2 separate regions of the Mus musculus genome follow, and region 2 is linked to region 1. A link is a loop called in an ENCODE intact Hi-C map of the cell type or tissue named here. Cell type or tissue: left cerebral cortex. All regions are shown on one strand.

Region 1 (5,000 bases):
CCCAGTGATACATGCTTGCAATCCCAGTGGTGAGAGGTAGAGTCAGAAGGATTGCTGAGTCTTGGCCATGAGTCAGCCTGGCCTACTGGCTGACTACAAAATTCGAGATGGTGGGCTGGAGAGGTGGCTCAGCTGTTAAGAGCAGAAGTTCCCTGGCAGACATCTCAGATTCAGTTCCCAGCACCCACATAATGGCTGTCTATAACTCTAGAGGATTCAATGCCCTCTTCTGGCCTCTGCTGACACTACATATATATGGTTCACAGACACATACAAGCACACACACACACACACACACACACACACACACTACTCTAGGTTGAACCATGGTCTCCACATATGCACTCACATTCACATATTCAAACACATCAAGAGAAGTGGAGTATATTTCTTTACCCCTATAGTCAGTTATGATCAACAGAAGACAGCAGAAGAGATCCTGTAAAACTCACAGAGCCAAGCCTTAACAGTGCCCTACCAAACAAAAGACCCACCATGCTATTCACCTTGTGTACAGCTGGGCTAAGCCCTACCTGAATTCCCAGGCCATGGATCATTAGCAAAATGCACAGCTGTTGTTCCTAGCCTGAGTCTTATGGTTGTTTACTAGACAGCAACAGATAACTGTATCCAGAGATTAGCGGTAGTTCTGTTATTATGTGGTTATGTACCTTGGGTCCTCTGTTTCCATCCAAAAAGTACGTCTACACTAGATAGCTAAGGTGCCATTCGGTTTTGACAATCTGAGCCATAGTCCAGAGAGTATCTGCTAGGCATACAGAGGGAACAACTATTTCATGAGTAGGTAAGGCAGCCACAGACCAGGGGGTCATATGCCCTGGAGGGTACTGATCAAAGGAGACAGATGCTAGAACAATGTAGGGCCCATAAGTGTTCAATACATTATGGTTTGGAAATGCAATATGTAGAGAAAATCTCTTGTGTAGTGTATGGAAGATTCATCTGTCAATAAAAGGTTGTTGACCTATTAGCTTAGGTAGGAACTAGGAGGAGGGAGGTCCACTGGGGAGTGAGGATTCTGGGACTGCATCAGGCAGGGAGGAGATTCGCCATAATGATGATATAGACAGTCTTATGAACCTGAGGCAAGGTAACTAGCCACATGGCAGAAATTAGAATAGAATAAATGGGTTAAGTCACAAGCCAGTCAGGGAACCAACCCAAGTTTATGGCTTAGGATATTTTATTCACAAATAATTCAACCTCAGAGTGGTTATTTCAGGAACTTTGGCTCAGGTGGAAAAGCCTGTGGTTACAGCAACATCCCCACAGGCTCGCATATCGAACTCTTCAACCCCAGCTCATGGTGCTATTTTAGGGGGTAGTAGAAACTTCACAAAGTGGGTGTTAGCTCGAGAAAGGAAATAACGAGGATATGCCTTGAAAGCTGTACCTGGTCCCCAGTCTGCTCACCACCAGCTACCTCTGCTTCCGTTATGCCATGAGGTGGGTGACTTCTGCCACATGCTTCCACCATCCCGATGGGTGGTAAAGATCACTCCACTGTGTGGAGCATTTGCTTCTGCGGGGCAAGTAAACACCTGAGCGCTGCCCTCCCGCTGGCTGCATGTCAAGTATGTGAGGGGTCCTGCAAGGCTAGGGTTCCCCTCTGCCATCAGAACCAGGAACTAGGACCACGGACTGAACCATCTGAATCCATGAGCTAAAATAAACCTTTCCTTCTTTAAGTTGTATGGATTGGGTATTCCGTCACAGTGACCAAAGTCCAACTGATGTCAAATAGTCTCCATTATCTGATGCTTACAAACTCTGTGAGAAACAGACAACACTCAGTGTAACAATCGCTACGAAAGTCTTCAGAGTTAGTACTTCAGAGTGCAACAATCAGCGGCATGCAACTAAGACATTTAAAAATTACCAAATATATAAGCATTTGAAGGATGGAAGAGACCAAAGGCTAGCTTTAATCAACTCGGCTGTGAGAACCATGGCAGGCAACAGCCTCCCTGAGCCTTATATCCTAGTTCATATAAACAGACATATGGAGACATGCATGGTTTAAAAAAAGTAGAAAGACTTAAGTGAAGCTTTGCAGGTGAAAGCATATAGTTTGGGCTTCATTGTGATATGCATTTGGGGTGGGGTGCATGCAGGAAGCTAGGGTCTCGGGTACCCACATCCTCCTCCCTCCACTTCCGGGGTACTGGGATTGCAGGTGTGCACCACCACACCTAGACCAGTGGTGTTGAGGATGTGACCCAGAGCTTCACGCATGGTAGGCAAGCACTCTACCAACCGATACCGGAAGGTATGTGTATTTAAGAACACGGAAGTTCAGCCAGGGACATGTCTTCCCAGGTAATCCTAAATCTTTGTGTTTCTGTGGAACTCTGAAAAACTAGAGGCATACATCCAGAGAATCTCTCCATCCAGTGTTGCTTCTGAAAAGCTGCCAACCCTTGGGAAAGGAAGCCTTGGGCTCCTTCTCCAAGGTGCCTAGCAAGGCAACCAGACATTTGCATTTTCCAGTTGGTGCTTTTCCAAAACAAGGAGCAAGTGCCTTGTGCTTTAACCCTGAAATGCCCATGATGATGCATGCCTCAGGACAGACACTGCTCAATAGAGATGGAAGCTAGCTACAGAGGCACTAACTGGCATGCCCAGGGTCGGTCGGGAGTGACGGCACACAAAGAGATGATCTTCTGTTTCTGCCTCTGAGCAGGTCTTGGCTGACATGGTATCTGAAGAATATGCCAGAGTCCAGCATCAACTACCAAGAGCCAGAATTCAGAACCCAGTCCATAACGTCAGCCTGGCCTAGAGAAGCTCCACCTACCCTTGTCTCTTCTTCTCTACTTCACGTTACTACACATGCCTGCCCCCCTGTGTTTCAGATCTGCGTTGGGAACACAACTTAGACCAGCCACGGCTCCTCTTCTTACTGACCACCACTGTCTGTGAATCTAGAGAGTTACTATAGAAACTACACCACGCAGCCCCCAGACATTTGCTTAGAAAAGAAACTACACGTTTAGTACTAGAGGGGGGAAAAAAGAGTGGGATCTAGGAAGTTGGAGCCAAGCTTCAAGCTCAGTATTTCTTAAGGACTGCAAACAGCTTTGTTAGGCCACCTCAATACTCACTAAAGCTACACACGTCCCATAAATATATCAACTGCTTACCAAATCCATAGGCCCAGACATACAGCAGCCCAATTGGGCATAGAGGAATTGGACTATTTTGTCTAAAACTATTCTTTGGTTGGCTGGGTGGTTGGTTTTCTCAGCTAGGACAATGTATCCTAGGCAAGCTACCAACTCATGGTAGTCCCCCTGCCTCAGCATTCCAACTGCGGATTATACTAAGAATTGGACTTTTCTTGCAATTTGTATGTGCACACATTAGATTTTTGACACCTATCTGGAACCAAATGCAGAGGCCCATGAGAAAAGAATAAAAGATAAAGAAATAAAAATTAAAAAAAACTTTAAATCGTCCTAGTCTTTCCCCCACTAGTTCTCTAAAAAGAAAAGGCTCTGATGAGGCTGGAGAGATGGTTCAGTGAGTGGCTGAGAACACACACACTGCTCTTACAGCAGATCTGAGTTCAGTTCCCAGAACCTACTTCAAAGAGTTCAGAAGCTCAGAAATATCTGTTACTCCAGCTCCAGGGGACTCCAGGAGACTCCAGGGGGCTCCAGGGGACCTTCATTCACATGCACATAACCACACACACGGACACACAATTTAAAATAATAAAAATATATATTTTAATAGAACACTGTGATTAACCAAGCAAGACAATGCCAATTTCTTAGTGTATGCATAACCAAGAAAATTAAATCTTAACCATAATAAAAAACATTATACTTTTAAGAAACTGCTTACCAAATCCATAGGCCCTGACATACAGGAGCCCAAACACCCCATATCTTAGGCCAACCAGATCTATTCCGAGATAGAGACGTGAGATAGGATCTTGGCTGACAGATCCCCTTTACTCAGCAATCCAGCTCTGTATTCCGAGGGAGAGTTTGACATCAATAGGGTGAAGAGGTAACTCTAATTCTAGAAGATATGACTGAGAAAAGTTGGGGTTTGGGGGGGATATGAGTCACCAATTCATCCATCTGCATGAGAAAAGGGGAGGAACTGTAAAGATAAATGACCTCTGGGCATCTGACACTCCAATGATGTTTTGCAAACTAAAGGAAATTGACACCTGACGGCAGTCCTTGCACAACAGGCTAACCTGCGGGTCACTGCAGAAAAGAGAACGGAGCAAGTCTGCCTTTTGTCAAAAGTCTTGTTCTCAAAACCCAATCTATACAGAGCTCGCTTAAATTCCACTCAGTAACAAGCACACTGTGCATGCTGAGCATCCCTGCGCGTTTCTTTCCTTAAGTTATAGGTAGGACTGGGCATCAGTCACGAGCAGAAGCCTTTTCCACTGAAAAGCACCATTCCGGGAAACTCCACTGCAGTCTTAGAAGCCAGAACTCCTTACACAGAGAGGTGCCTCATGGTCAGGTCACCGGGTTGCCTGTCTTATACACAACCACTGGTCCAGCGAGGTTTCCACTCCACCCCTCCCCCAAGGGTGGCTTTGGCCTTGACCCTGCAAATTCCAGTCTGGGCTAAATTCTTCATCAGCAACTGCTGAGATTTAACAGTGCACCACAAAACTAGAAAACAGGTTTCACCCCACTACTACACCAATGACTGACACATGCTAAAGTGTCCAAAAGCAGACATTTGGGAAGTAACTTTTAACACCTACACTCAACTACTTGGAATGAGTGTGTGTGTGTGTGTGTGTGTGTGTGTGTGTGTGTGTGTGTGTGTGTGTGTGAAATATACACATATATATATAACTTTTTTAAAAACCGGTCAGGAAACAAGCATTCTCCTTTTAAAACACCTCCAAAAGCACCTCTCTCATGGGAGGCCAGCAGGTAAATAACACCAGCGCTTCCTTAAAGCTTTCTAAAGAGCCAGACATGCAGGCTGCGCTGCTC
Region 2 (5,000 bases), 290 kb before region 1:
CTTTTATAAGTTGTCTTGGCCATGGGCTTTTGTCACAGCAATTGAAAAGTAAATAAGATAGGAATGTTTATTTTTTTTCAATTTAAGCATATTGTTATAGGTTTTTAGTAAGTATTTCTAATCAAGGCCATTTTAGGATTTTTACATGAAAAAAATGGAAGTTTATGGTTCTAATTTTCTGCATTTATCAAGATTGGCACATTCCTTATATCTTCACTGTGTTATAAAGTTTAGTCACTAAAATGAATGAAATAGGTATCAAACTAGCTATCCTTCCTTGCATTGGTTAACTTGATATATTGTGTTTCAATAAACTATTAAATTTAATGAGTTAATATATAAGATTTCTACACTAAAATTCACAAAACTGTATTTGTTGCTTTTTCTGTTACTGGAAGGACAAACTATTTGATAGAAGGAAATAAATGGAAAGGGGACTATATCGGCTCATGACTCCAGAAGTTTGCTTCATCACATGGAAGCCATGGCAATAGGATGGCATTATGGTGGCTTTTCACACTTGACAGATCCAGAAGCAGAAAAAAGGGAAACAGATGAAAAGCTGAGCTATAACCCTCAAAGACCAGCTAGATCCTACAACTTTCCAAAATAGTACTACCAGCTGGGGACCAGGAGTTCAAACACATGAGTCTGGGACTCGAGATGGCTCAGTGCTTAAAGTCACTGGCTACACTTTCAGAGTTCAATTCCCAGCACTCATACAACAGCTCAGAACTATATATAACTCCAGTTCCCAGGGATTCAATATCTTCTGACTTTTATGAACACCATATAGGCATGTGATACACAGACATGCATGGAGGCAAACACACCCATTCACATAAAAAATTATCTTAAAAGATAAGGCAAATTAACAAAACACATCAGTCCATAGAATATTTCAGCCCCAAACCATAATACAGCAAGTAAATGAATTAAAACCTTTCACCTTTCCCTAGCTGTTCTTTTAATATGTTAGTATTTGTTTGTAAAATTAAGTGTGAGCCTTTCATGAAGAGAAGGGTTTTATCATTAATTAAACATAAAAATAAAAATTGATTTATCACATTATTTTACCAGTGTGGTCTTTTTGTTTTGCAGTGATTTTTTTCCATTATTTTTTCCATAGTGATTGACATTTCATTTTCATTGACATGCCATTCTCTTTATTATTTTAATGCTCTTTTTACAGATTTATCTCATTCATTACTCTGTGTCTTCTCTTTCTCTTTGATATTAATCAATTCTATCTTAGGCATTTCAGAGTCAGTCATTTATATCCATTTTGAGTCAGGGTCTTCCTATGGAGCCCAGGCTGGCCTCAGACAGACAGCACCCTATTCTTTCCACTTACTGTCCTTTTGTTTTCCTTTTCCCTCCTCTTCTGCTATCAACTGAGAAGAAGGAATTATTGCTTTAAATATGAAAGCTCTATTGAACTGTTTTGGTTTACCCAATACTCATTATAGCCTATATTTCTGGGTTTTTATTTTCCTACAATACTGTAAGTATATGGATTTCTACAATTTAGGAAATCCTCATTTTCCTTGTGACCATCACTAATCCCATGTGGTTTTCTGATATTATTTAAAATTCAGCCCATTCATTTTGTGTCCTTTATCACTTAAATGACAATAAATTCTGGAGTCAATTACCCATCCTTTCTTCTTATGCACCTCCAAGTATACAGTACCCTCCTGATTCATTAGTATTCTTACTAGCATGCTTACTGCAAGGGAATTTTTGTATCCTAGAAAATTTTTAGAATCCCCATTAAAGCTGATCTTTTGAGTGATAAACCTTCTTTAGTCTTAAATACTTTATAATGTCTTTTAGATTTTATACGTTTTAGGCATTGTGATAACTAACTAAGTAGCAAATGGTAGATTAAAAGCTCACAATGTAAAAATGCTAAGTCACTAACTTTAGTCCCTTTAACTTTGTGCATGGGCATCTTACTGAGAAAGCACTAACTGCATTCTCCTTCACAGTTGGTTATTTTTCCTGGAAATTTAAAAGCTGGGTTTATAATATTAAATTTCTATGAATTGTTACCAATTATACATTTTTGAAATTCTGTGTGTCTCTGCTCCCCTCTCCCCACCTCTAACTGTGTGCATCATCATGAACTCAAACATTTGGACACCCTCAATCACTATGTAACTAAGGTTGCCCTGGAACTTGCTAGGCAGCTCAAGCTGCTCTCAAATTCCAGATTCCCTCATGCAGGCACTATAGGACTGCATGGCCATTCCAGACACTATACTTTTATTCAAAGTCTTTCTTCCCATCCGTTTCTCTCCTCATCTGGAATGTCTAGTTAAGAAGTGTCATCTCTCTTAATTTTTTTCCTCCACAAACTACCCGTGGGTGGAATGATGTTAGTGTAAATACCAGCTACTCTAGGCAGAGGGCAGCATTTATTAATGCCATTTTTGTCATGAAAAATCTTTTGTGGAAGGAATGAGAAACTGCGATCCTAAATCAATCCACACGGGGTCAGGCAGCCATCAAGAAAAATAGTACCACAAGGATTTTTGTTTTGTTTTGTGTGTGTGTTTTTTTCCCAAGCACTGTTTGAGTAACCATGGTAGCTGCAAAACCTGACCGATTTTCCTTGGCAGGTATTTGCCAAACAGAACTCAGTGCCCAGTTGAACGCTTGAACTTCGGAGTCGATAACCAGGTAAGCACATAAGCCGTCCCTCCAGGGGTTTGTAAGCACTCCTGCCTCTTGGCTCCATCGTCTTCTGCAAGAGGAAATGCTTACATGTCAGCGCAGATTCTTACAAACACCCTGGAAAATCAATGTTTTGTGGAGACCCTAACAGCAGCTTTGTTATTGGCTGACATGGATGATCGACAAAGTCCTTAAAATCCCTAAAGTTTTGATCTGGGGCCTAGGAGACAAGGATAAGGTCTCTTACTTTGAAGTGTTACCATAGGGGTTCCATGAAATTCCTAGCACCATTTAAAAAACATAGTCTGCTGTTCCCTCTTCTGGAAAAAGAACAAGGGGTAGAGAAAAGGGTCTCTAAATTCCCATTTTGAAAGAATAATCAGTGTTTGGAGAAATTCCATTTATCCTTGGAGAAGGTCAAACTCAAAAAGATATTTCTAGGCCATGACTAGTTCCTGGAATTGCTCATTAGACTGGTGTGATGGAAATGCACAGAGTTACCGGATGGTGGCAGGGAAGATGAGTGACATCTCCACCACCCCTCATCCTCCACCCCCACTCGTGCACACATGATAACCCTGGCCTTCTGGGGCTCACTTTTCTTTTCATCAGGTGTATGGTTCATAGCCCTCCACCTCTCCCGCCCCCCCAGTCCTGCCAAGATAGCTCCCCTCAAGATGTGAGAATTAATGAGATCATGCACGTCGGGTTTTCTGACCACAGTAAAAGCTTATCTGTGTCTGGAAAATGGGCTTAATAAGATTATAGCATTCCAGAAAAATTCAAGTGAGAGGGCATGTGCAAACTGATCAGAACAATTGCTGGACTAACTACATAGGAGCTTCAGAGATACAATTAACCACCAGTGAAGGCCTAGAATGGCAAATGGATTATTAAGAACTGAAGATGGTATGAGCCCTGTCCCAAAAGCTCTCAGAGACTTGAGGAGAGACACAAAAGGCTGTACTGCTCTGCAAACCACCTGGGACTATATGACCACACAGCATGGGGTAGGGTGGGGTTTGAGGGTGAATATTCCCCATATGTTGAGGGTGAATATTTTCCATATGTTTAAGCGTTTGCATACTTGGTCCCCCAGCTGATTGGTGCTATTTGGGAACATATAGCTCAGCCTGGCCCAGACCTTGTGACTTCACATTCACAATAGACTGGGAACAGCAGAAAGAAACAGAGGGAGGGGAAGACACCGGTGGAAATGTGAAGGATGAATTGTCAAGGCCTGACAAAATCGGAGGAAGGCGCAAGTGTAGCTGAGGCAGTGGTGGTGGCGATTACCTGTAATCCCAGCACTTGGGAGGCTGAGACAGGAGGGTTGCAAGTTCAAGCCTATCCTAGGCTATGTAGTCAAACCCCAACTCCAAAAACCAAAACTAAAACAAAGGCAGGGAAGAGATTCTGGGCAATTTGGGGTCCATGGGTCCTGGGGTCCTGGTGTTCTGATGTTCTGGGGTTCTGGGGCAGAGATGAAATAGCAGCATAAAAGCTTGGAATAGTAGGTAGGTTGAGGCTGGGCAGAGGGTGACCTAGAGTACAGAGAACCATCTGACATCTCACTTCACAGCAAGGCCCTAGTCCTGGTCACAACATACACTACCCAGAGTCACTGACTGATATGGGAGAGGCCGGGCCAAAGTCCCTAACCCATACTCTAACTACTCTTACACGTGAGCTGTAATGCACACAGTCGCTGCCCATACAGGCCAACACAGTATCTCCAAACAATGAAGCTTCCCCAGCCAAACCTTCTCAACTACAAAGCATTCTCCAGCTCTGCTCTTTGTCCCAGACAACACACAGGACTAACTATGCCACGAAGGCTAATCTAAACAGTTTACGAAGAACCAAGGGGCACATGGGAAGTCTGGGCCGGTCAACTGCAGGTGTTGGGAACTCATCTACAGTGCTGATGTCTCAAGCTGGTTGGACTTACTTCCCTCTGCCTCGGAAGTCCAGGCTTGACTACCCTTCGGTGGCTGGGACAATCCCAAACTTCCTGGGGAGCAGTGCGTTGGCCCACGGTGTAGGCTGAACATCAGATCGAGCCAACTAGGATTATGTAAGAGGCACAAGCTTCGGACAGATAAGGCGGCAAACAGAGGGATGCTTTAAGGAAGAAGGTAGCTAAGCAGATGGCATTGGGAAGAGCTGACTATTGAAATGGTAAAAGGAGAAGAATGCTGCAGTTTGCTGGGGGGTTTGATTTGTGGGCCTTTTTCTTTTCCTATAGTAAAGGAAAACACAGGCCATGTTTTCTGCTCCATGCAACCAACATAAACTTAAGCAACTCCCACGGGAGAGAA

The links. Peaks named below come from ENCODE experiments on the same cell type or tissue, not always from the same donor. Only the 100,000 strongest peaks of a DNase experiment are listed, where the experiment ranks them.
Region 2: a loop joins it to region 1, with 2.7 times the contacts of the local background. A loop is called at or near these places in 4 of 42 quality-filtered maps.

What each region holds. Positions count from the first base shown.
Region 1 is chr1:170,584,029-170,589,028 of GRCm38, forward strand. All of the region lies in intron 1 of Nos1ap (nitric oxide synthase 1 (neuronal) adaptor protein), which reads right to left. Among named protein-coding and RNA genes, the nearest start is that of Nos1ap, 3.3 kb to the right of the region's middle. In left cerebral cortex, a CTCF peak has its summit at 2,877; DNase peaks (open chromatin) are centred at 84, 2,474, 2,934, 3,599 and 1 more place; H3K4me3 peaks cover 3,083 bases; H3K27ac peaks cover 939 bases.
Region 2 is chr1:170,290,238-170,295,237 of GRCm38, forward strand. No RefSeq gene overlaps it. Among named protein-coding and RNA genes, the nearest start is that of Gm7694, 14 kb to the right of the region's middle. In left cerebral cortex, a CTCF peak has its summit at 2,447; DNase peaks (open chromatin) are centred at 2,477 and 4,766; H3K27ac peaks cover 487 bases.